Regions from separate parts of the Homo sapiens genome. Here region 2 is linked to region 1. Evidence: chromatin loops called from intact Hi-C (ENCODE). Cell type or tissue: IMR-90. All regions are shown on one strand. Links, peaks and the distances in the headings refer to the core of each region. The heading gives the core; the rest is flanking DNA. Region 1 overlaps STXBP6 (syntaxin binding protein 6). Region 2 overlaps STXBP6 (syntaxin binding protein 6).

Region 1 (11,624 bases), core at 1,414-9,413:
TTTGTCAAAAGTACTATATGAGCAGTGTTATGTATTCCCATGAGAAGACACTTACCTTTAGGGGTGTGTGTGTGTGTGTGTGTGTGTGTGTGTGTGTGTGAAAGAGAGATGTTGATAGCCAATGGTGATTTTGCTGTCTAAATCCATCAATTCATTAGGAGTTTTAAAATGTTATTTCATGTCAATCATTTCTCCATTTATTAGCTAGACTACTTCTATGAAGAATAATCTAGCCAATCCAATCATCTGTTTGGCTATCCTGAGGTACAGTTGTATAGAAAAGGCAAGAAAAATGTTCGATTCTTTCCATTTATCTACCAGTTTTCAAAATATTTGGCTCCCTAGCATCCAGAGATAACCAATTTGGGGAGCTGGGGAAAGAGAAAAAGAGAAATTGGTGGCTCATCAAGAATTCATTAATTTAAAATATTTGATGTTTCAAACCATTACATTGATTCTTTGTTGTTGTTGTTAAGAGGTGGGGTCTTTCTCTGTCATGTAGGCTGGAGTGCCGTGCAACTATCGTAGCTCACTGCAGCCTCAGACTACTGGGTTCAAGCAATCCTCCCACCTCAGCCTCCCAAAGTGCTGGGATTACAGGCATAAGCCACCTTCCAGGCCATTTCCTTTATTCTTATTGAAACTAAAATTGTCTCATCTTTGGCCGATGGGAATCCCTTTGTGTGGTCTCCTGAATCCTTTTGATATATAACCTTAATAGTCTTTGAGTTTCCCTGCTTTTTGTATGCTAGGCCAATGGTTCTCAAAGTGTAGTCTGAGGATGCCTAGGGGTTCTCAAGACCCTATTAGTGAGTCCATAAGGTCAAAACAATTTTCATAATAATAAGACATAATTTACCTGTTTTATTCTTATTCTCTTACCTGTATATAGTGAAGTTTTCTAGAAACCATATATTGACTATTGGAATGTATGTTTTTTTGTTTGTTTGTTTGTTTTTTTGTTTTTGAGACAGAGCCTTGCTTTGTTGCCCAGGCTGCAGTGCAGTGGTGCAATCTCAGCTCACTGCAACCTCCACCTCCTGGGTTCAAGTGATTGTGATTCCTCTGCCTCAGACTCCCAGATAGCTGGGACTACTGGCACTAGTAGAGATGGGGCTTTGCCATATTGGCCAGGCTGGTCTCAAACTCCTGGCCTCGAGTACCCCCACCTCGGCCTCCCAAAGTGCTGGGATTACACATGTGAGCCAACATGCCTGACTGTGTGCATGCATGTTCTTATGTTTTCTAGAATTTTTTAAGGTAAGCTCTTTGAAGTCTTGAATAATTTCTAAGAGTGTAAAGGCGTCCTAAGACCAACAAACTTGAGAACTACTATTCTAGGCTCATCTTTTATGTTTCATGCTACATACATATAATCACTTGTGGCCTTATAAATTAGCTCCATTTTTTTTAACTCCATTTTTGTGTATGCCTGAGTGATCTGCTTCAAGTCTCACAGCTAATAAGTGGCAAAACTAGAATTTGACTCTAGTCAAATCTGAGACTGCAGTGAGCTGTTTTTGTCCCGTTGTACTGCACCTGGGTGACAGAACGAGATCCTGTCTCACAAACAAAAACAAAAAACAGCCAGTACTCCGAATATGTTGCTTTTCTGGTCACAGTAGGAAATTCAAAATGTAGTAATAGTTTTTTAGAGTATTGACTTTTGAAGATCTCAGTCATCCAGAGAAGAGCCTGCCTTGCCTGTGGAATTCGTTAATGGCTCATATGTTTTCCACTAATTTGTGAACCCAGGATCCAATCTATTGCTCACCTATGTAGCTTAGAAATACTTTTTTTTCATCCTGTAGTTGGCTGAACCAAATCCTGCAAGAAAACATGCTGCAATTTTAAAAGCTGAATAATGGTGCCTTAAGCCTGGGACTCTCATTTATTTTTATCACTGAACAGTATATAAATCTCTAAAAATGGCTACTTAAAATATAACTGGATTTTGTAGTCTCTGGGGCTCAGGGAAAACATTATTTTGTCTCATTCTCTTGGACTGAACCCAGTAACGTGCCATTTTGTCACAATGCCCAATAACCTTAGCTTCTCTTGGCTAATGAACAACATTAGCTCTTATTTCCCAGGTATGAAAGAGTTTCTATCATGAGAAAAGGAAGTGTGTTTCCAAAACAGTTAGCAGTGGCTTTCTGAAGTTAGTGCATATACAGGAGAGGAGCAGTCTTATGTAATATCCTTGAGTATTTTTCCAACATAGGAAATACTTGACGGTACCTGACAGCCTCAGGTGCCATCTGGAAAAGTGTCATCTTGTAGGAAGCTTGGATCAGAGCCTGTGTGTCATAATATGTCAGGTGTGTCATAATTACTTTGTGGTTCTGGTGGGGAGTGAAACAAAGACTATGTCAAAGGTTGCAGGGTTCTTAATGGAATATAAATTTCTTTGTTGGAAAGTAGATCTTTAATACTAAACTAGTTTTTGTAGTTATAGACAAATTCATTTTGCACTGTAGCCTTGCTTGTTATTTTTCTCAACATTAAATCTGCCATTGTGAAACGGTCTCAATATCTGATTTAAGTAATTAGTTGCATTTAGATTTCTATATTTAGACTGTCATTTTCATGGGCTTTTCCAGCAAGTCATCTCATTGACTTTGTTGAAGGTAGTTTTAGAATACAGAAAGTCAGTATGTAAAGTAGAAAGGTGGTTCTTTCATAGGATGGGCTTTGAAACTCCACACCACCACCATTGGTCTTGTCAAAATTTTGTTTTCTTTCATGTTTGTCACTTTGACCAAATCCTATCCCCCAAAGAAAAGAAAAAAAAAATCATCAAACAGACCCGTCTCCACATGCAAAGCATGTAGTATATGATGATGGGAGCCTGGAACTTACAGCTGGGGAATGCCAGGAATTTGGGGTTCTAGTGTCACTAAGGCTCCGCCTTTCTGTGCTTTAGTTTCCTGTTTAGAAAGTTCTGCTCCTTCATAAGGACCTTGAAGTACTAGGAGGAAAGGTGCTTTGTGTGTGGAGTTTTCCATGAAGTGCAGTCCCAACTAAAAGGCTGCGTTAAAGGTAGGTAAATGCCTTATAAAAACATATTTTAAATACAAAACATTTGTTAATTTATGCCACTTATTTATTTATTTAAGTATAAAATAGCCTCAGGCAATTGGAATTCAGATTTAAAATTCAGGTTTTGTTTATTGAATTCTCTTGCTAAGAGCAAAGAATGTAAAGGCTTGGGAAGTAGAAATTGGAACGCATTTTAATTGCCTGAATAGGTTTACCGGAGAAGAAGTTTTATTAACGTGGAAACATGTTCTTCCTCTGAGTCTGATTAGAGGCTACTTTGGGCTAGTCCATAAATCTCTTTTCAAATCTAAAGTGAGCATAACCATCATAAAGTGAGCCATAACTTAACAGCTCTTCCTGAGGACTGCCTTGGCTAGAGTTTCTATGGTGAGAACTCAGAATTCCAGGAATGCATGTTGAGCTGGAATCTCTCATATCAGTGATTCCCAAAGAGGAATGAGGGTGTGTCCGAATCTCCAAGTGTGCTTTTGAAGCTCTGAAGACCTCTTTTCCTTTGCCCGGGAGCTCAGTGAGCCACTGTTGTTAGCAGTTGTGTTTGGTATCTTTAGGTGTTTTAGTGAAAAAACAACTGAAGTTAGGCTGATGAGGAGAGTTGGGGGTAGCCTGTTAGCATTTCTCCCTGGAGAGTGCCACTCACTCTAGAAAAAGTAAATAATGGCTTTGAATGATTTGTAGTCCATACAGTGGCAGTCATATTGCTGAAAATTTGGTAACATATAATGTTTGTGGTATTTGGCTTGGTTCTAAATGCAGTTTGTGTGTGTGTGATGTTGTTTTGCATGAAGAGGCTACATGTGGGTGTTTTGATGCCCTGTAACAGAAACCAGTGGGACTAGAAAACCTGGATCTCTTAGTGCAGGGTCAGCACCAAGTCGGAGTAAGTTCTCAAAGAGTAGGTGACGTTGTGGCGATGGCGTGCTCCTCACTTTGTCGGACTGGGCTTGTTGGGTTTCTGTTTCACTGAGGGAGGAGATTTTCTGTGCATTTGATTACGCTACATGATACTGTGCAAGCTAACACTTTGGGCTTTGGGTCTGGGAAGGAAATGTATTTTGGTTACTTATTGTATAGTTTTGTATAATTTGTATAATTTATGCCTCATTTTGAGATGCAAGTAGGAAAATGGAAAAACAAGGAACCCAAGTAATCAGCAAATGAGCTTAAGAGAAGAGTCCCTGGGAAATTAAATAATATTTGAAGCTTCAAAGCTGTATGTTTAGGTTTTAGAACATCAGATATTAGGACCCAGTGATAAGAATTCTCCATTTATTGAACTGTTTTGAAATTTCATTTTTTAATTGCTTTAAGACGTCCTTAACTTGACGTCTTATAATACAGTTCGATAGTTGAATGAGACCATTCTGAAGTGAAAACAAAACAAATTAACTAGAAGTGATCTTAGCTATCATCCCATCCATCCTTTTTATTTTGCTGATGAATCCAGTAACTTGTGATAAAAGTCATATCTTGCTCTCAGAATTCTCCATGTCTCTCTGTGGAGTTAGCACATAATATATACTGGCTGGCTGGTGGGCTGGCTGAGATAGTATTTGCTAAAAAACTTAAACCTTTTGACCACAGTATTTGTGAAGAAAGTCTTGGTGGAAGATGTTAGAGTGACTCTTCGTTTTGGGATTTAAAAGCTTAGCCATTCTTCTGTGAGTTGTTAGATGCTACTGCTTGCTATTCTAAAAGCTTCTGATGTGTAAAATATTCTATAGGTATAAAACCTTTTGATGTGTAAAATGTCTTTTTTGTTACACATTCTCAAGCTGGTAGTCTCTTTTACCATTACTTTGGGAGCATTATGTAATTGCTATTTGAGAGTCAACAGAAAAATGAATAAAGAGGAATTATTGTTGCCAATAGACGCTGTTCTCCATACACCAAGTTAAATAAAACATGAATTTTAAAGTTCTATCAAGCAACAGCTTGTCAAATTAATTATAACATTCAGTGAGTCTTTAACAACCTAAAGTAATTTATCAGGTACATTTGGAAAGACGAACTCTTTTTGTTTGAGACAAGGTCTCCCTCTATCTCCCAGGCTGGAGTGCAGTGGTGTGCTCATGGCTCACTACAGCCTCGACCTCTTGGGCTCAAGCAATCCTCCCACTTCAGCTGGGACCACAGGCATATGCTACCACACCTGGCTAATTTTTTGTAGAGTTGGAGTCCCACTCTGATGCCCAGGCTGGTCTTGAACTCTTGGACTCAAGCGATCCTCCCACCTTCATCTCCCACAGTGCTGGGATTACAGGTGTGAGCCACCATACCTGGCCAAAAAGATAAACTTTTAAAACTTAAAAAAAATTTTTAAAAATGAATTGTGGCTACTTCCCATGTGTAGAGCTGGGTCTGGCAGCTAACATTTTGTTCATGTGGGACTCAGGCAAATTTGTTTCTGAATTAAAGGAATTTCCTATCCTCATTTCTGGCTTCATGCCATGAGTGCCAGTGCCAGCTGACAGAGCCATCTGCAGGACTCTGTAGTAGAGTGGGAGCCAGGTGAAAGTGAGCCAGGCCTGCAGATGTAGTTTTTGTTAGGTGAAAACTTAGCAGAAGCGTGTCCAGTCCTGGAGATTGTCCATTCTCAGTTTATTTGGAGACTTTAAGATGGTAGAACAATGACAGGTTTCTAGAAACCTTGTGTTTAGTACAAAAAGTGGCTTGTCTGTGAGACCTCCTTTTGAGATGTTCAAAAGAATGTGAATATACTGGAACTTTGCAGGAATAATTTCTTCTGTGATTCCAAAATCTTCAGATTTGGAGGAAATAATTCAAATAATTGTATTGATTTCATCCATTCCTTCCACTAATGTTTACTGAGCATTTCTAATGTGCCCTGCACTGATTTGGATACCAGACAACATGGACATAATTCCCTGACCTCACAGAGCTTCCGGTGGGGGAGACAGACACACACAGAAGTTAAATATGTCAGACAGTGATATGAGCTACGGGGAAAACTAAAACAGGGAAGGGGATGGGAATTGTGCTGAGGGGTAAGGGAACCATGTCAGGACCTGGGGTCTTGTACTACTTGTGGTGACTGATTGTACCCACAGGCATGAAATAGAACAGTCATTTACATATTGTGGCTGACTGTGCTGTCATAGTTACTACTACCATTATCACAGTCACCGTCAGAAAGCATTTACCCCACGCCTCTTAGCAAGGTTTTATACAGAATGAGTCATACAGCTAAGTGTTTGTCCTCAAGACTGACAGCCCTTACGTGTACACATGCAGATAACTTACTAATGATGAATAGAAATTCCAACAATTGTATTCGTTCAACAAATGTTTATTGAATGATGGGGTATACAAGGCATTGTGGAGGACAGCAAGATAAATCACATATGTATCTTCCCAAAGGGGCATATAGTTCAGTATAGTCATAGAGCAGGTCATTTGCATGTCAGTGATTTAATTTGAGATAGACCATGAAAGTCTATGTCATATGCTGATTTCGCATTTTTGCCGAGGCATAATTTTGAGTCAGCTGCTTTGGGAGGCTGGTATGGGGTAACTAATGTCGGAGTGTGTGTTTAGCCATTTCCCTGTGTCCACATTTCAGTGAGGAATTGTTTCTACCTATTGCTGAATATGTTAAATGCCTTTGAAGTAAAATATGCTTTTTTTTTTTTGGTGAAAAATTGCTCTGAGAAGAAAGCCAGCTTCTAGAGTTGGTGATGGAAGTGCTGAATCTAAGATGTGATTGATGTTCCTTGGTCAGTACATGGAATCATTGAGGGCCTCAAGGAAATACTTAGCATTTTGCTGCCCTTATCAGGGAAATTTTATGCTGTACTAGTGTTTGCCAGCTTGGACGTGAACCCCTCGTGAATATATTTTTTGGATAGATCTTGATAAAGGCCTTAATGGGAATGTGGACACAGCAGAATTTATCTCCCTTGCTTGAAGCAGAGGTGCGTCTTCTGGGCCCTAATATCAGATTCTTCCCTTTCCTTCACAAATAAAGCATCAACCATGTTTATGTGAGGGTTCCTCATGTTTATCATCTATATGGGACCAAAAGTTTGCTACATAGAAACATAGTTTTTTTATATATGTATGTATACACACACATATACATATGCAGCCTTAGAAACAGAGCAAGAGAAAGCTTGGAAGGGGGAGGAAGAGCTGTAAAATACCATGGCAGAAGCTATTGGCTTCTCAGCATAATCCATGTTTTCCTCTTCCTGAGCCCACAGCAAGAATGCATTTCCCAGCCTCCTTTGGAGTTAGGTACAGCCACGTGCCTGAATTCCAGCAAAGGGGTGACCACAGTGAAAACAGCTGAGCCCATCAGCTTGAATCCCTAGTTCAGCGTGAGGAAGAGGAACACCTCATTCACCAGTTCTCTGTCATGGGAGCAAGAACAAAGTTCGGAGGTGTTTGAGCCATTATAGAGAAGTCAGGGATATATTTTGACAGTGATGAGTTTGGATCATAATCCTGAGTGTCATAATCCTGAATGTTGAAGTTCTGAACATCAAAATCCCAAAAGATCAAAATCCCTAAAGTCCAAAGTCCCTCATGTCTAAAGTTCTGAAAATCACAATCACAGGATGTTAATGTTAGGCCAGCTCTTATGGGCTGTCTCTGTGCGATTGTCCAAAATCTTTCCCTGTAATATACATTTTTACATGTTGAATTTTCTTTTCAGTTATTTAGCTTTTTTTTTTTTAGTTTTTTCCCTACTATTTTAAATTTGTAGAATTATTTTTTACAGTTCACTATGCTATGTATTTTATTTTTTCATCACTTCCAATATTGGAGTAATAAATTGTATAGAGACTTTTAGAGAGTTCGAATCCCTTTTATGCAATTTTTGCAAATTTGACTCCACAAAAGTGTAGTATCACCATGTTGAGTTTGTGTGTAAGCATTCTGTGTGCACGTGAAAATGTTGCAACTTTCTCAGCAAATAAAGAGATGTTCTTTTTGTACATCTGCATTTGCGAAGGATACAATTTCTTGATCTCAGCTCTTTGGATGACTGCATAAGTGGTGGTGACCCATCGTGGTTTTTGATCAATCTCATCAGAAGACTTAGGTTGTTCATCACAGTATTTCAGATGATTGCAGTCATAAAGCCAGGTGCAAACAATGACCAACCATAGTGATGTGCATTTATATAGTTCCCCTTTTGAATTATTTCATTTTGAATATGGTTTGTCTGCTCATAATTGTTATACCCATGCAACTGTTGTTAGCATACTTGAGTGTTTTTGCTTTCAAAAGTATGTATATTGTTATTGTCCATTTTATTGTGTTAAGTGACCTAGGAAGTGTTGTGTCATATCTTTGTTTCTCAAATAAATCCCCTTTTAAAAAGGTAAATAAATGTCTTTTAATGAGTCTTTAAATTTTTTTTTAAGAATTATATTTGCAGGATTTTGAGATTTCACTGAGATTGTGTCTTTTGGGATTATGATCAGCTCCCGCAGTGACTAGTCTTTCCTGACTAATACTGTGACTGTGTGGTAAGTGAGAGCAGTAAAGACAACAGTTTCAGAGCTGGGATCTGTCTTCATCAGTTTACTGGACCTGGTTGTTTCCATCCGAATGGCAGAGTCAGTGCTCATGGATGAGGATATTTATGCTCCTAGGCCCAGGCTGTGTGTGTGCTTGTTACTGCACTCACCTTAATTGCTTATAGAAAGCTATGCTTCTTGCTGCGCACTCCCCAGTAGCTGAGTGTAGAATCTAGGGAATGTGAACTGACCCTTGATTTTTCTTCCTCTTTCCCTCTTTTCCTCAATTATTTTAGTCCCTATCTTGTGCTAGGTGGTATCGGGATACATAGAAATGAAAGAAACATGGACTCTGCCCTCAAAGAGCTAACAACCCTAGTTGACCAGATTGCCTCAAGTGGGACTCCCACTGGAACCAAATTATTTAAACAATAAATGACTTTGTCAGGAGCTGAGAGGTATATTAGTTTCAGGTGCTGTTTCTTTGTTCCTCCTAATCCAGTCAGTTTTGCCCTTGAAACTTATTTCAGGTGGTCAACCACAAGGTCCAGTACACACCCATGCTTAGTATTGCCCTTCCCTCCCCCATGTGTATAATTCTCACATAGACCCTTGAGCAGTGCAGCAAGTTGTCTAGAGAAAGTTGATTGAGTGCTCTTTTCCCTTTGAATTCCATCGAACTGGGCCCGCATGGAAGAAGCAAAATTGTTACTTTGCTAAATATTGGGAATGGTGGATAGTGAGGTGAGGGGATTGGCATGTGTAGCCTGAGAAAATCCTACTCAGCCGTTTTAGTTGTAGTTTCAGCAGATTCAGTGGCTCCCTTTGTTTGGCCTATCACTGTATTTCAAGTTAGAATTTGAGGATCAGCTGCCTTCTTCTTTTTTGGCAATCTCCCTCTTCAATTTGCACGATCACTCACATTCGCTCTTGTTAATGTCAACTTGTCTGGTGTACTCCTTTGAGGTAGGCACCAGGCCTCAACTCTCTTTGTATTCTTTCTGCTAGTCCTTTACTCCAGAGCATAAACAGTGCTTTATATATTATGTATGGCACAATAAATGTTTAATGAATGAATGAGTTACTTAAATTTCTTAAACTGGGAGAGCTGCTTGAGCTAGTTTCATACTTTCACCAAGTATGAATAGGTCTTTCCCTGGGGAACATCATTTCCTGCTGCCATTGTGTTGCTGTCAATTCATGTGATGTTTTGTCTTGTTGTTGTGACACTGGCCTGGCCTTGGCCAGTAACAGGAGTCATCCAGCATGAGATTTAAGAAGGGAAAGTGATGACATGCTAAGTGGTTGCTGTATCAGTGTAGTAGGATGTGATCCAAAAGGTACTTACAGTGGGCATGTCTGGTGGATGGTACTGAACCACATTCTTATGCTTTTCTCAGCAAAAGAATTTTCTTATGTTACATGTACTGTATGACTCAATCTAATAAAAGAACAACAGATTCATCTTTTCCTGCCCGGTAGCTAGGTTTGTACCTTAGGTCCTGCTTGACTCACTGAAGGTTCCAGAGAATTCTCTGAAAATGGATGCATGCACACCCATAATTTGACTTGTTTCCCTAATAAAATTACAGCTGAAAACTTTCCCTGGAGGACTTGTTATGCTTCTTCCTAAAAGCACATTTCAATAATGACGACAAAAGAATGGTGATTTAGAATTACCCTAAAGGCTAGGAGAGAAGATATTTCACAGGAAGAGGCTCTGCTCTCCTTGGTATTAGAGGTTTCATCACTTGCTCCTTTGAGCACCTGTGGGACTCCTGTCTACAGCTTCCTTTATTTTTAGGCTTAACAACTGGTCTCCTCCCCTCCAGCTCAGAGGTCATTTAGAAAGAAACTGGCCAGAGCTTTTCTCTGATCTTGCTGTTCTTGCTTCTTTTGTCAGTTTAAGATTCTTTTGCCGAAAGTCAGTGAAGCAGATCATCTTCACATCTTTGATTCCTTGACCTTTACATTTAAGAATCTGTACATTAGGCCGGCCGCGGTGGCTCACATCTGTAATCCCAGCACTTTGAGAGGCCGAGGCGGGTGGATCACCTGAGGTCAGGAGTTTGAGACCAACCTGGCCAACATGGTGAAACCCCGTCTCCACTAAAAATACAAAAATTAGCTGGGCGTGGTGGCACACGCCTGTAATACCAGCTACTTGGAAGGCTGAGGCAGGAGAATCACTTGAACCTGCCCAGCCTGGGCAACAAGAGTGAAACTCCATCTTAGAAAAAAAAAAAGAATCTGTACATTTAAAAACATTTCAGTGCTGACTTGTTGCTTAACTTTGACCAAATTTGCAAAGATGGGGAAATTACTGTTTCTTCAACAGGACTTAGAAAGTCATAAGAATGGCCAGGCATGGTGGCTCACACCTGTAATCCCAGCACTTTGAGAGGCCGAGGCACATGGATCACGAGGTCAGGAGATCGAGACCATCCTGGTTAACCTGGTGAAACCCCGTCTCTGCTAAAAATACAAAAAATTAGCTGGCTGTGGTGGCACGTGCCTATAGTCCCAGCTACTTGGGAGGCTGAGGCAAGAGAATCGCTTGAACCCAGGAGGTGGAGGTTGCAGAGAGCCAAGATCACACCACTGCACTCCAGCCTGGGCGACAGAGCGAGACTGTGTCTCAAAAAAAAAAAAAAAAAAGTCATAAGAATTTAACTGTATGGGATTCTCTGTCATAAATTAACTTTAAAAAATTGTTAAAGTTGGAAGTAGGAAGTTTATTACCTTTTTGTGAAATAGTCTGTCATGATCAATAGTGAAGAATTTAATTTTTTTCTGAATTTTAATTCACTTATAGTATCCTGAAAGTATTAATCTAGCCTCATCTACTTATGTGAAATAATTTTAGAGAATGTCCTCATGAAGTATCCATATGTTGGGTTACAAGAAAAGCACCTAGTTTATGATATACGTAAATTGATGCCCTTTCTAACCTTGACTGGTGTTGTGTGTCCATATTTCATAGTGGCTTAAGTGATGTTGCAAGTAATAGCCTGAGACTCTAGCCTAGTGACTCTACATATACATTTTAGATGAAAGACCTGGAGAAGGTACATG
Region 2 (11,624 bases), core at 2,485-10,484, 90 kb after region 1:
TTACAGGGCAGTGGGGCATAGATGCCCCACACGGATGACATCCAGGATGATGTTCAGTAACTGGAATCATGATATTCAATTACTCTTAATGAGAAGAAAGTGGACCTCTAGCTCACACCATGTACAAAAATAAATTTTATGGGCTAAAGAGCTAAATGTAAAAAAGAAAAACTTTAAAGCTTTTTGCAAAAAAAAAATATGTGGGAATTGGTTCTTATTTTTATCAGGGTAAAGAAGGATTTCTTGAACAACTACAAAAGGGACAAATCATAAAGGAAAAGGTTGTTAATTTGCATTAAAAGGAAAATCTTCTTGACACTAAAACACCATAAGCAAAGTGAAAAGACTGCCATGTGCAAGGAGAAGATATTTGCAACCTTGTGTAACTGAAAAGGGAATAGAATATAAAACTTACTACAGAATAATAAAGACAACCCTGAAGAAAATAGGCAAAAGCTAGGGGCAGGTAGCTCAAAGAAGAGGAAATGCAAATGACCAGTAAACATGAAAGACACTTGGCCTCACTAGTAATCAGGAAAATGTCAGTTAAAATGAGATGCCATTTCACTCTCATCAGAGTGGAAAACGTTTCTGAAGTTTTGTAGTGTAAGCAATGGTGAAGATGTAGAGCAATGGGAGCTCTAATACATTGTAAATTGATATAACCACTTTGGAGAACCATTTGTCAAAACCTTCCAAAATGTAAGGTGTGCTTATAGGGCTTGGCTAGTACTTATACCATAAAGAAACTGACAAGTTCGTAAGGAAACATGAAAAAGAATGTTGTTTGTAATATTGAAAACTTGAATGTAACTGTGAATAGGAAAATGAATAAAAACATTGTGGCATTTTAAATAAAATGGAATACCATACAGCAGTAAAAATAACTAAAGCTACATTGATCAACATGAATAAACCCCACAAACTTAATGAACAAAACAGCTAGTTGCAGGAGGATATATTTCCTATGCTGCCATTTATATAAAGTTTATAACAAAAATTGTTATGTTGTGTAGGATTGGTTTTATATATATCTAAATATGAATAATGACATGGGCATGGTTAACATCAAATTTAAATTTTTGATCATCTTTTATGGAGGCAGGGGTAATGTCACAAATAGATGCATGGAGACATCAGTAGTGCTTGCTGTGGGTTATTTCTTATATTGGGTCATGGATACTTGAGTATTTATTCTCTATATCTTTTTCAATGTTGGAAATATTTCATATTATACATTAAAATGTAAGCAAAAGGAAGGAATCCTTCTTAACCGAGAGAGAAAAATTATATTAAAGATTAGAATAGTGAATCCAAAATGGCTCAAATCTGAGGCATAAATAAGTTCATCACTGAACTGGACATGCTGTTCTTTCATTTAAGTTAATTAATGACTAGAACCTATTTTGTTGCTATAATATCTAAAGTACATATTGGGGATGGTGATGGCATGGAATTGTTATAAGGTTTCCCTCATCTATGTCTGCATAAGGTGGAATGAGCAGGCAGGCAAATGAAAATAATATCAAGGTCAAGGTCACCAAGTAGAAGGATGCATTTACCTGGTGTCAAGGCTGCTGTTGGAAAGGACAGCATCCCTGTGTACTTGTAGGACCTGGGAGGTTGTAGAGATGTCTTCTTAGAAGAATTTTGAAAGGAAGCAGAATTTCAGCCACTAAGATTTAGTAAGGGGAAAAGAGGTTATCTTTACAGAGATGATAGCCTGGCTGTGGCAAGAGGAAGATATACCCTTGGGCTCTGCATTTTTAAAAAAGGAAAAATAATGGTATTGATAATTCCGCTAGGTGAGAGCAGCTACAGTGTTAAGAACACATTTGATCAGGAATTAAAACGTGGTATGATGTCTCTACCTGGTTCCCCCACTCACTCTGTGGCTTTGGAGAAGTCACCTAATCCCTCTAAACATCAGTTTTCTCATCTATAGAGCTAGGGAGTTGGTTTTGATATCTATAAGCCCCCCTTTAAGCCTGAAATTCTTTGCTAATTTTTCATCAATGGCTTACTGGAATGAGGGAGAAGGCAGAAAGAGATAAATAAGGGTCAGAAGACTTAATAGAAGAGTTGGAGGGTGACTCATTCTAGGGAAGTGGCTGCTGACAGAGTAAGTCAGAATGTACAAAGACTTTGGTAAATGACTGGAAGATGACAGGAGTCTCGGCAAGGCCTGGAATATGATGCATGGTATCCTGAAAAAAAGGGGAGGGGGATGAAGATTGAGGAATATGGGAGTCCACTGGGTGTATTACCAAGGGCAGTGGTGAAAGGGGCAGCAGTAAGGAGCACAGGGACCCAACAATAGAAAGGTGGGATGTACAGGCCAACTTTGAGACAAAAAAATAGCTGAAATGTGAAAGTAAGGGTTGTGGCTTTTGAGCCATGTTCTTATTTAAAAACATAGTAGTAGTCAATAACATAGGTTAAAATAGGCAGAGGGGGACAATTTCCTTTTTATGAGAAATGACTGTAATTTGCCGCCTGACTTTCCCAATACTGGGACTCTGTGCCTGTCCCTCTGTGGTGTGGATATTTGTTCTGGAATAACAGCAACAAGCCTTTTAGCTGGTATTAGAAGGAATAACTGAGCTCCTGTTATCTTAATGCCAGTTGATTCTAAGCCTTGAATTGGATGAGCCTTCTACCCTCTTATAGTAAAGTTGTATTTAAACAAAAGGAATGCTAAACGAGACATCTCTTGATATCCAGAAAAAGGATATTATATAGGTTGAATTAAGCCAGTGCTTTTTGGTATGTGTGTTTGCAGATATTGGAAAGTTTTAGTAAAATTGCACTTCTTAAAAGGTAAATATAATTTCTTCTTGGAGATCACACTGTGCTCTAAGCACCTTATTAAAGTGTTAGAGTCATCAAATAGATGCCTGGTTGAAGCTGGGATTATATAGCTTATACCAGGTTTGTGTTGATTAATGGAATGGTAACAGCAGTAATTATTAGCTTTCATTGAAATTTGTATGTACTACATTGTATGAATTACTTTACAAATACTTCCTTGAATCCTGACACATCCCTGTGAAGTAAGTGATACTATTCCCATTTTACAGAGAAGAGAATTGAGACTTTAACAGATTATACAACTTGCCTACTAAGTGGCAGTTAGTAAAAGGCCAAGCCTGTTTTAAACTAGGTCTCTGATCCCAAAGCTAGATTTATTAAGTATTAAACCCTTGTCTCTGGTGCCTTGTGTCTGCTGTGTAGTCAGCAATACATCCAACACACCAGATTTCTAGATCTTGGGTTGCATTATCTCAGTGGTCATAGCATGTGCTACTATCCTGATAACTGAGCTGGTTTTCCTGTTTCCCAGAAACAAGTGAAACAGAACATAGTTTGTGGGTAAAGACGGTCTCCAGTTGTGCACAGGAGTTGCTTGGCAAACCCTTCATACTATTCTTAGAACAGTTGACATGGAAGATAAGAGACTGTGAGGTGGTTTGGGGGCTTGAAGGATGTAACATTGAGGAGATGTTGGAAATGGGGGCAGCTGAGGGAGACAGGATCCTTCTTAGGGTCCTCTGGGAGCAGTATGGCTCTACTGGGGTGGAGGCCTTGCTGGCTAACAGAAATTTTCCAATTCAATAAAGTATGCTGGGTTTTATTCAAAAACAAATAAAAGGGGAATCTCTAGAAATGTGCGCTTACTCAGCCTTGAGTTTCCTTCTCATCAAACTAAAGGAGGGCTAAACTATCGCCAGCAAGGAAGTATAACACACTGCCTGAGGAGTCACCTCAGCTCTCTGAAAATGAGAAAGAGAAATATTCTGTTGATCAAACGTTAAAAATAGTTGAGTAAATATTTTATGAGTAAATATTTTAAACTGTCAGAAAAGAACCATTAAAACATGAAGTGTAAATGGCAGTCTTGTTATTTTAGAAAATGGCCATATCTAACACACCTTTATTTTTAAAATCTAGTATACAAACACAATAACATTTATACATCTTCCTCCACATGTGTTTTGAGTATTGAGTTCCTGATTCTTGCTGTGCTTTGTTTGATTTCTGTGTACCAGGAGCAAGTACACTGGTGAGTTTCAAGATGTTTGTAGTGCTTTTTGATACGTAGATGCTGTTGATATTCTGGTCTCTTAAGTTGAGAAGATGGAAAGCTAAACATAAGAATCACAATGACATTGGAAATTTTTGGATATCAAAACCTCTGGAAAGCTAAATTTTACCCAAGTTTTCTCTCCTCTTACTTTACATTCTTCGCAAGAGCACAAATGAAGCTCCTGTCATTTTCAATTTGACCTAACTTGTCTCTGTGTAGCTGTTTCTCTCTTTATTATAAGCTTTCTTTCAAAGTGTAGGCACTTTGGTATTGTAAGCAAGTGAAGATTTATAAGAAATTAGCCTCCCTGTCATGCACCCACACCATCCTTAAGTACATACACACAACTCACCTTCTCCCACTACTGTTTTCATTAACAAATACTCATTTATTTAATAAACCAAGTCACTATATTGCACAAAGAAATTAAGGGTATGAGGCAGAGTCACACATGTGAGGTGCATTCACAGATTTATTAAAATTGTTGTATAAAATTGTTGTAGCGCAAAATAACTCCTCTTAGATACCAAGTAGGAGCAGAATTTAATCTGACGTACTAAGTGACTTGAGGGCAATTTGATTTAAAAAAAAAAAAAGTGCGTATTGAATCTTTTGGAGAGAAATAGTTCTTCTCTAAAGGGATGTAATGAACTGTAAAGGTAACTTAAAATTTGTTTTTTTTTTATTTTTCGCATTTATTTATCAGTTATTAAAACATCCAAAGATGTTTTTCTGAAGAATTAGGAAATAAAATGGTATACACATTTCTGTCAGTGTGTTTGTTACAGGATAATTTTCCCTTTCTTAGAAACCTTTCTTCCATCTCTTTAGTCTGGAAGACTAAAGTACCATATTACCCATGCCAGAATGAGACTTGGTGATAAGGTTATTTTAAGCATCTTAGGCAGAAATTGCCCCGAAAATACTTGATTTCTGAGTGTGCTAAACTCGACATAGTACCTGTTGCATAAGTGTTAAAAAACAAAGGCAGACAACTTAGGCAGCTCCGACACATCTCACCTTGAGGGCTGTGTTCCTGAGGAAGGAGGAAGTTAGGCAAGGATGTGTGACTGCACTATTTTTCCAGAGTCTCCATTATGATAACAGTAGAATTTCCATCTTGAGCACACTGTTAGATTCAAAGCACCTGCTTTCGTTTCTTCTGCCTTCCCAGTATGGGAACTTGAGCCAACAGCCTTGAAGTTGTGAAGCATTCATTATTTCACAGTACAGTAAGTAGGGAAAAGTTTTTCTCTTTTGCACTCTTGGTTTAGAACAAAATTGAAACCTTATATTTAGACCAAATATTTGACAGTTAATATTCAAACATAAGATGCTGTAATTCTGCTTTTTTCACATTTCATGTCAACAATCAGTTGTGTTCTAGGGTGAGAATGTACCAGCCACTGGTTAAACTGCCGTAATAAGGGAGAAGAGAGTACCAGAAATATGTTAATTAAGTCTCTGTGTTTAATAAAGCATTCGTATTGAGTAGATAAATCTTCACTTCTAACTCATTTGTCAGACTGCCAATTCTACAGTATTTTATTAATTGAAACTTTTTCCCTTTCTTTAATTTCACCAACTAAACAAGATTTAGTTGTTTAGACATCCATGCCTGCTGTGTGTGTGTGTGTGTGTGTGTGTGTGTGTGTGTGTGTGTGTGTGTGTGGTGGGGGTGTGGTTTTTAAGAAATAATCACCTCTTTTTAAAGTTAAACGTTTTAATGAGCTCCTTTAACAATGATTTTAGGTTTGTATTGACAAAATTTAAATAAAACCATCACAGGTCATTCCTGTGTCCCCTTACCCTCATCTACTTGTTTCTTTTAAGACTAGTTTTATTGAAATATAATTCATAACCCTGAAGTTTACCCATTTAGATGTACAATTGGTTTTTAGTTTATTCACACATCTGTGCAGTACATCACTGCTATCCTATTTACCACTAACTTTTTTCATCACCACCCCTCCCCACATACACAAAAATCCATACCTATTATTAGATACAACCTCCCCCAGCCCTTGGCAACCATTAATCTACTTTCTATCTCTATGGATTTACCTATCCTGGACATCTTACATCACTGGAACCATACAGCCTTTTGTGATTGGCTTCTTTCAACATTGTACCTGTTGCATAAGTATAAAAAAACAAAGGCAGACAACTTAGGCAGCTTGGACACATCTCACCTTGAGGACTGTGTTCCTGGGGAAGGAGGAAGTCCGGCAAGGATATGTGACTGACATAATGTCTTAAAAAGTCATCCATGTTGTAATATGGTTAGCAAATATTTTCTCCCGTTATGTATATTGTCTTCTCACTTTATTAATGGTGTCCTTTTCAGCACAAAGTTTTAAATTTTGATGAATTTTAATTTATCTTTTTTTTGTCTTTTGTGTTTTTAGTGTCATGTCTAGAAACTTTTGTCTAATGCAAGGTAATAAAGATTGTTATCTATGTCTTTTTCTAAGATTTTTGAAGTTTTAGCCCTTACATTTATGTCTATAATTTATTCAGGTTAATTTTTGTATATAGTATGAGGTAGGTGTCCAGCTTCTTTCTTTTTGCATATGGTTATTCAGTTTTCCCAGCACTGAAATGCAATTAATTTCTAATTGAAAATGTTAACCTCCTCAGAGATTATCTTGAGTGCTTATGGTGCGATTGGTGTTTGAGGAAGGTTGTTGCTAAAGCTGTGCTCCATGTTTGTAGCTTCCAGTGCTGGTGACAGCCTTTTCTCACCGTCTCTTCAATGAGTTACAGTGATCCTTCTGTCCCCACGTGCGTTGCCAATACTTTGCCAAAAAGTGTGAAAATGTAGTAAAACAATCACACATTTGCCTACTCCATTTTGTCATCTTTTCTTCTAGTTTTTGTGTCATTCCTTAATAATATGAGATTTTTTTACAAAATTGTGCCGAGTTGTTAACATTAGGTATAATGTTAAACATGGATGTTAGTATTATCTTTGCCTCAACTCCTTAGTCCCCTAGAAATGTGTACCAGGGACACAATTGCATTTTCTTCCTCCTACTCTGTCTTCCTTATGCTATGCTTCCTTAGGAGAGACAGACTTTTCTCAGCTGTTTCTAAATGTTGGGGCTGATCTGTGCCAATCCTATTTTGTCCATGGCAGGCTGACCCTGGGAAGAAAGTATAGTCTAGGAATGGTCATGTTTGTGTCCAAGAGTTAACTACCTCTAATTCCTGAGCTGAATATACTCTGAAAAGGACTGGCTTTCTAAATCAGTTCTTCTCAAACTTGAATGTGCATGTAGATCACCTGAGGATTTTATTGAAATGCTGATTTTGATTCATTATATCTGGGTGAAGCCTGAGATTCCACATTTCTAACAAGCACCCACGGTTACAGATGCTGTTGATCCATGGATCACACTTTAAGACCTAAGGTCCCCAGGTGTCCTAGATCCTAGGAGGAAGTCAGGAGTTGGAAACATTCTAATCCAGACCTTGAGTTCTCCCTAGTATTTTCTGGAAACCAAAAAAGATTCTTTAAATAAAACAAAACACTCCCCACACACCCTGCAAAGCAAACAAACCAATTCCAGATACCATCCAGTAGCTGCAATCAGATAGAGATTAAACTTCTTAAAGAAATAAAATCTCCCCTTAGGATAACCTGCAGATATTTTGCTATGGCTAATTACTCAGTTGCAAAGACCAAATTTATGTGTGTCTGATGATGTCACAGTGATGTCTCTGGTCTTTTGGTATATTCTCAACATCATGACTCAGAAAGGTGTTATGTGATTATGCTTTGATGAGCACAGCGTCCAACTGGCTGATTTATAGATTTCCCCAGCTGATTTAAGAATAAAATAGGATGAGTTGAGCCTTCTCTACCTGGTCAATCTTAGTTTTCTTTAAGCCCAGTTACATTCTCATAGCAATTTAGGCAAATACCACCAGATGCCCTTATCACAAAACTCATATTTACCCTAAACCCAGGGGGTGAAGACTTTGTTTGTCATATTTGTTTGGAATGATTTTACCTTAAGCTGTACAGGAAAAGGCTGTTGATTTTCTAACCAAGACATATATTTATTTGAGTCTTTTTGGTTTTTCTGGTAGTTACTTCAGAATCGGAGTTATAACTGCATTAACTATCAAGTTAAAATACCATGATTTTTACAAAAGATAGGCATCTATCTGTCTGTTGAACCCTGTTAAAAAAGCCGGTTCAGAAATGTTAGTGACATCTGAAAGAACAAAGTGAATTGTCTTGTTTTTTAAATAATCATTGCAATTTTCTTTTAGGTTCACATTTTATCTATTTTTGTTCTGCAAACCTTGGCTCAGGATAGTAAAGGTTGAGAGAGGGAGTGATTGATTGATTGATTCATTCATTCATTTGTTTCACCTTCACCTGATAAAGATTATTTATTTTGCAGCTGGATTAGAACTAGCTGAACAGGGTTGTGGGTATGAATATTGATTAAAAAGGGATAGAAAAAGGAGACGAAGACTATTGCTATACACATGCTATGACCTCATAGTTTATGCTAATTTCTATGACTTTAAAAAAATGTCTTCAGAGCTTAGCTTCTTCACCAGAACAGGACTATATTTAAAAATCCAAATGATTTACCTAATGTATTATTTTTGCTAAGTAAGAACCAGTATCTTATGGTGGTTGGTTTAGGGTGAAATACAACTACAATGGTAATCATAATAGTAATAGTAATGCCAATGGTAATAGTAATAGTCCATTGTTTCAGTAGTGAAACAATCCATGCCCCACAGTTTGTGTGTAATGTCTGGGTAACTCAGCAGACCATCTGTTTGACTATGGCTCTTGAAAAACTTCACTTTTACCACTGTCTGAAGGAATTATATCAGAATATAATCCTGAACCATAGTTGAAATGAAAGAATTTACAAAGCCATCTCATTTGTGCTCTTAGTCATTTTTATTCTATCTCTACACTGATTGAGGTTGTTACATGAATACTGAGAGCACAAAGTCTGACCTGTGTAGACAGTAATGACATGAAATGCAATTGTGTATTTTTGTTAGCTCTGAGAAACATGACAAATTGTCCTCATCTGTGATTCCTCTCTCTTCTCCTTAAAAAAAGACAATGTTGAACCAAACTTTTTGATAAATAACTTCTGATAATAATGGTGAAAGCTGAGGGAGACTAATGTTTTGCTTCTCAGCAATCCTGCTGCCTGGCACTTGCATGTTTGAAACAGTCAAGAAGATGATTTTCTGAAAATGAGCAAAATCTGTAAAGCTAAGAGCTACATCCTTTGGAAATGTATGAGTGAAATACTCAAATGCTATCAAGCAAGCTCATAAATCTTGATTCATCGTTTGATCAAGATCATAAATCTCCATCAAAGAATTATGCACAAGCCATTTTTCTGATGTGCATCTTAAATGCAAAAGTTAAAAAAAGGAAGTCTTCATGACAACGGATAGCTTAGGGAAAAAATAGACAGCTGTAACAGGGAGCCAGCAGAGTTGTGTCAGGCCTGTGAGGGGCTGCGGCCCTGGCATTCAGGATAGTTGCATATGTTCTTTTAAATGAGGAAAAAGGGGAAATGGATATTTTATTTAGGAAGGGGGAGGATAATGCAACCAGCCTGTCTTTGAAAATTTGTTATTGTCACAAGTTTATAGATTTTTCGTCCTTTGACTAATTAAGGGCAGTATAATAAATTATTACAGTAGCCAGTATTTTGAAATTCATTTTTAAAAAAAGTAAAATAAAAAGCCAAGCATTTGACTATCCTGTTAAGATGCAAATATCATATCTCAATCTTGTGATTGAGAGTATATAAAATGGTGTCAGGCATATTAATAAGAAAGTAGTACTAATCTGTCATACTGAAAAATAAGGGAAGAGCCAAGGACAGTTTTAAAATATATCTTGTGACCAAAACTTGGAAGATAGTCTCGGGATGACAGATGATTAATTAGAAATATGTCAACCTCAGCTGCTAGGAATTAAGGTACCTGTAAGATAAAATCCATGAGAAATTAATTTTAAAAAGCTTTATTTCTTGCATCACAGTGGCATACTTTCTGATACCAGCTTTAGTATCTGTTACCAAATGACAGTGAAAGATGATGCATAATTTAAGGCTCAGTAAATCCCGCTAAGCCTGAGTTGCTGGAGAATGACACATTGACATCTAAAACAAGGCTCAGGAGATGAAAGGGAAAGGCCAAACTGCCTATCAGCTGTAATGTGTCTTGAATCCTTCCCCACATCCACAATGCTTCCTTGAGAAGAGACAATATTTCCCCCTGTTCTGGGGACCACTTTATTCCATTTCCACTTCCTTGGTGGTAAAATGTGAACCAAGATAGTAGCAGGGTTTTTCCAAAGACTATAAAGATTTTATCTCTCATTGTTTTTAATTAGTGTCTTTAAGACACAAGGTTAAACATGGAAATTATATACTATAGCAAAGCAAATTCACTTTTCAAATTGACTATTTAAAAACTTTTAGTGATGTCTAATTGTCTTACAGATTTTCCTCTTCTCAGCATACATCTGAGCTGGGGTTCTAAAAGAGATTGCAGATGTTTTCTTCTCAAAGTAGCCTCGGACACATACAATATGACCCATTCTTTGTTGTTGTTGTTGTTGTTGTATTGTTAATTTAATTTTTGTGGTTGACAAATAATGTACATATTCAAGGGATGCATGGTGATGTTTTGATACATATTATATATAGTGATCAGATCAGAACAATTAGCATACCCTTTATATCAAACATTTATCATTTCTTTGTGTTAGGAACATTCAGTATCCTCCTTCTAGCTATTTAAAACTATATAATACATTCCTGTTAACTATAGCAGATGACCCATTCCTTATTAACTGGTCCTCATCTCCAGGACTGTGGTTTCTCAGCAAAGAAGGAATCATTCCTGTTTGGCCAGTGAAGGAATGTGTGACCATAACTATTGAGCTGCTACTTTTTGTTGGAATCCCCTCAGTGGAGGTTTCCTTTTCAGCATCCTTTAAGATAATTTGAGTTTCATACCATTTGATGAGTCTGTGAATTACCCTGTAATTATACCCGTCTCCTGGCAGGGTAGGTGTTTGCAGCATTAAGATTGGGCTCATAACTCAGGATTGCAAAGAATAATTATGTAAGTAAGAAAAATAGGTTAAATCCCAGTTAACCTAGTGCTGGCTTCTGAAAATACCTGTGGTGGAGTTCCTGTTTTTAAATTTTCAATCTATTTAGACCAGTGTTTTAGTAAAATAGGATAAAAATAAATTGCTAGAAAAATGAAAAAAAGGCAAGTCCACATTTTTTTAAAAAGTAGTGTTATATTCAACTGACATGAAGTTACTCTGTCCATGTTCTATAAAGCTTCTAAGTACCTTATAGCAATTTTTTTCTTATTGCAGAACAGCACCAGATAGCATGGTCTGAGGGCCACACTTTGAGCAGCATTAATCAAGTGTACTCACATTTACTCACTTGTACCTCTTGCCACTCCTGGTCACCTTATTCTTTTAATAAATTGTTATTTAAACCTTAGATTA

What was found. Hi-C counts contacts between places; a loop is a spot of excess contacts. Peaks named below come from ENCODE experiments on the same cell type or tissue, not always from the same donor. Only the 100,000 strongest peaks of a DNase experiment are listed, where the experiment ranks them.
Region 2: it touches region 1 in a loop (2.0-fold over the local background); 2 of 110 quality-filtered maps call a loop at or near these places.

The regions. Positions count from the first base shown.
Region 1 is chr14:25,001,943-25,013,566 of GRCh38, reverse strand. The region is part of intron 1 of STXBP6 (syntaxin binding protein 6); the gene reads left to right. Among named protein-coding and RNA genes, the nearest start is that of STXBP6, 42 kb to the left of the region's middle. In IMR-90, for the core only: no CTCF peak of the experiment used is centred there; a DNase peak (open chromatin) is centred at 6,256.
Region 2 is chr14:24,912,588-24,924,211 of GRCh38, reverse strand. The region is part of intron 2 of STXBP6 (syntaxin binding protein 6); the gene reads left to right. Among named protein-coding and RNA genes, the nearest start is that of STXBP6, 130 kb to the left of the region's middle. In IMR-90, for the core only: no CTCF peak of the experiment used is centred there; no DNase peak of the experiment used is centred there.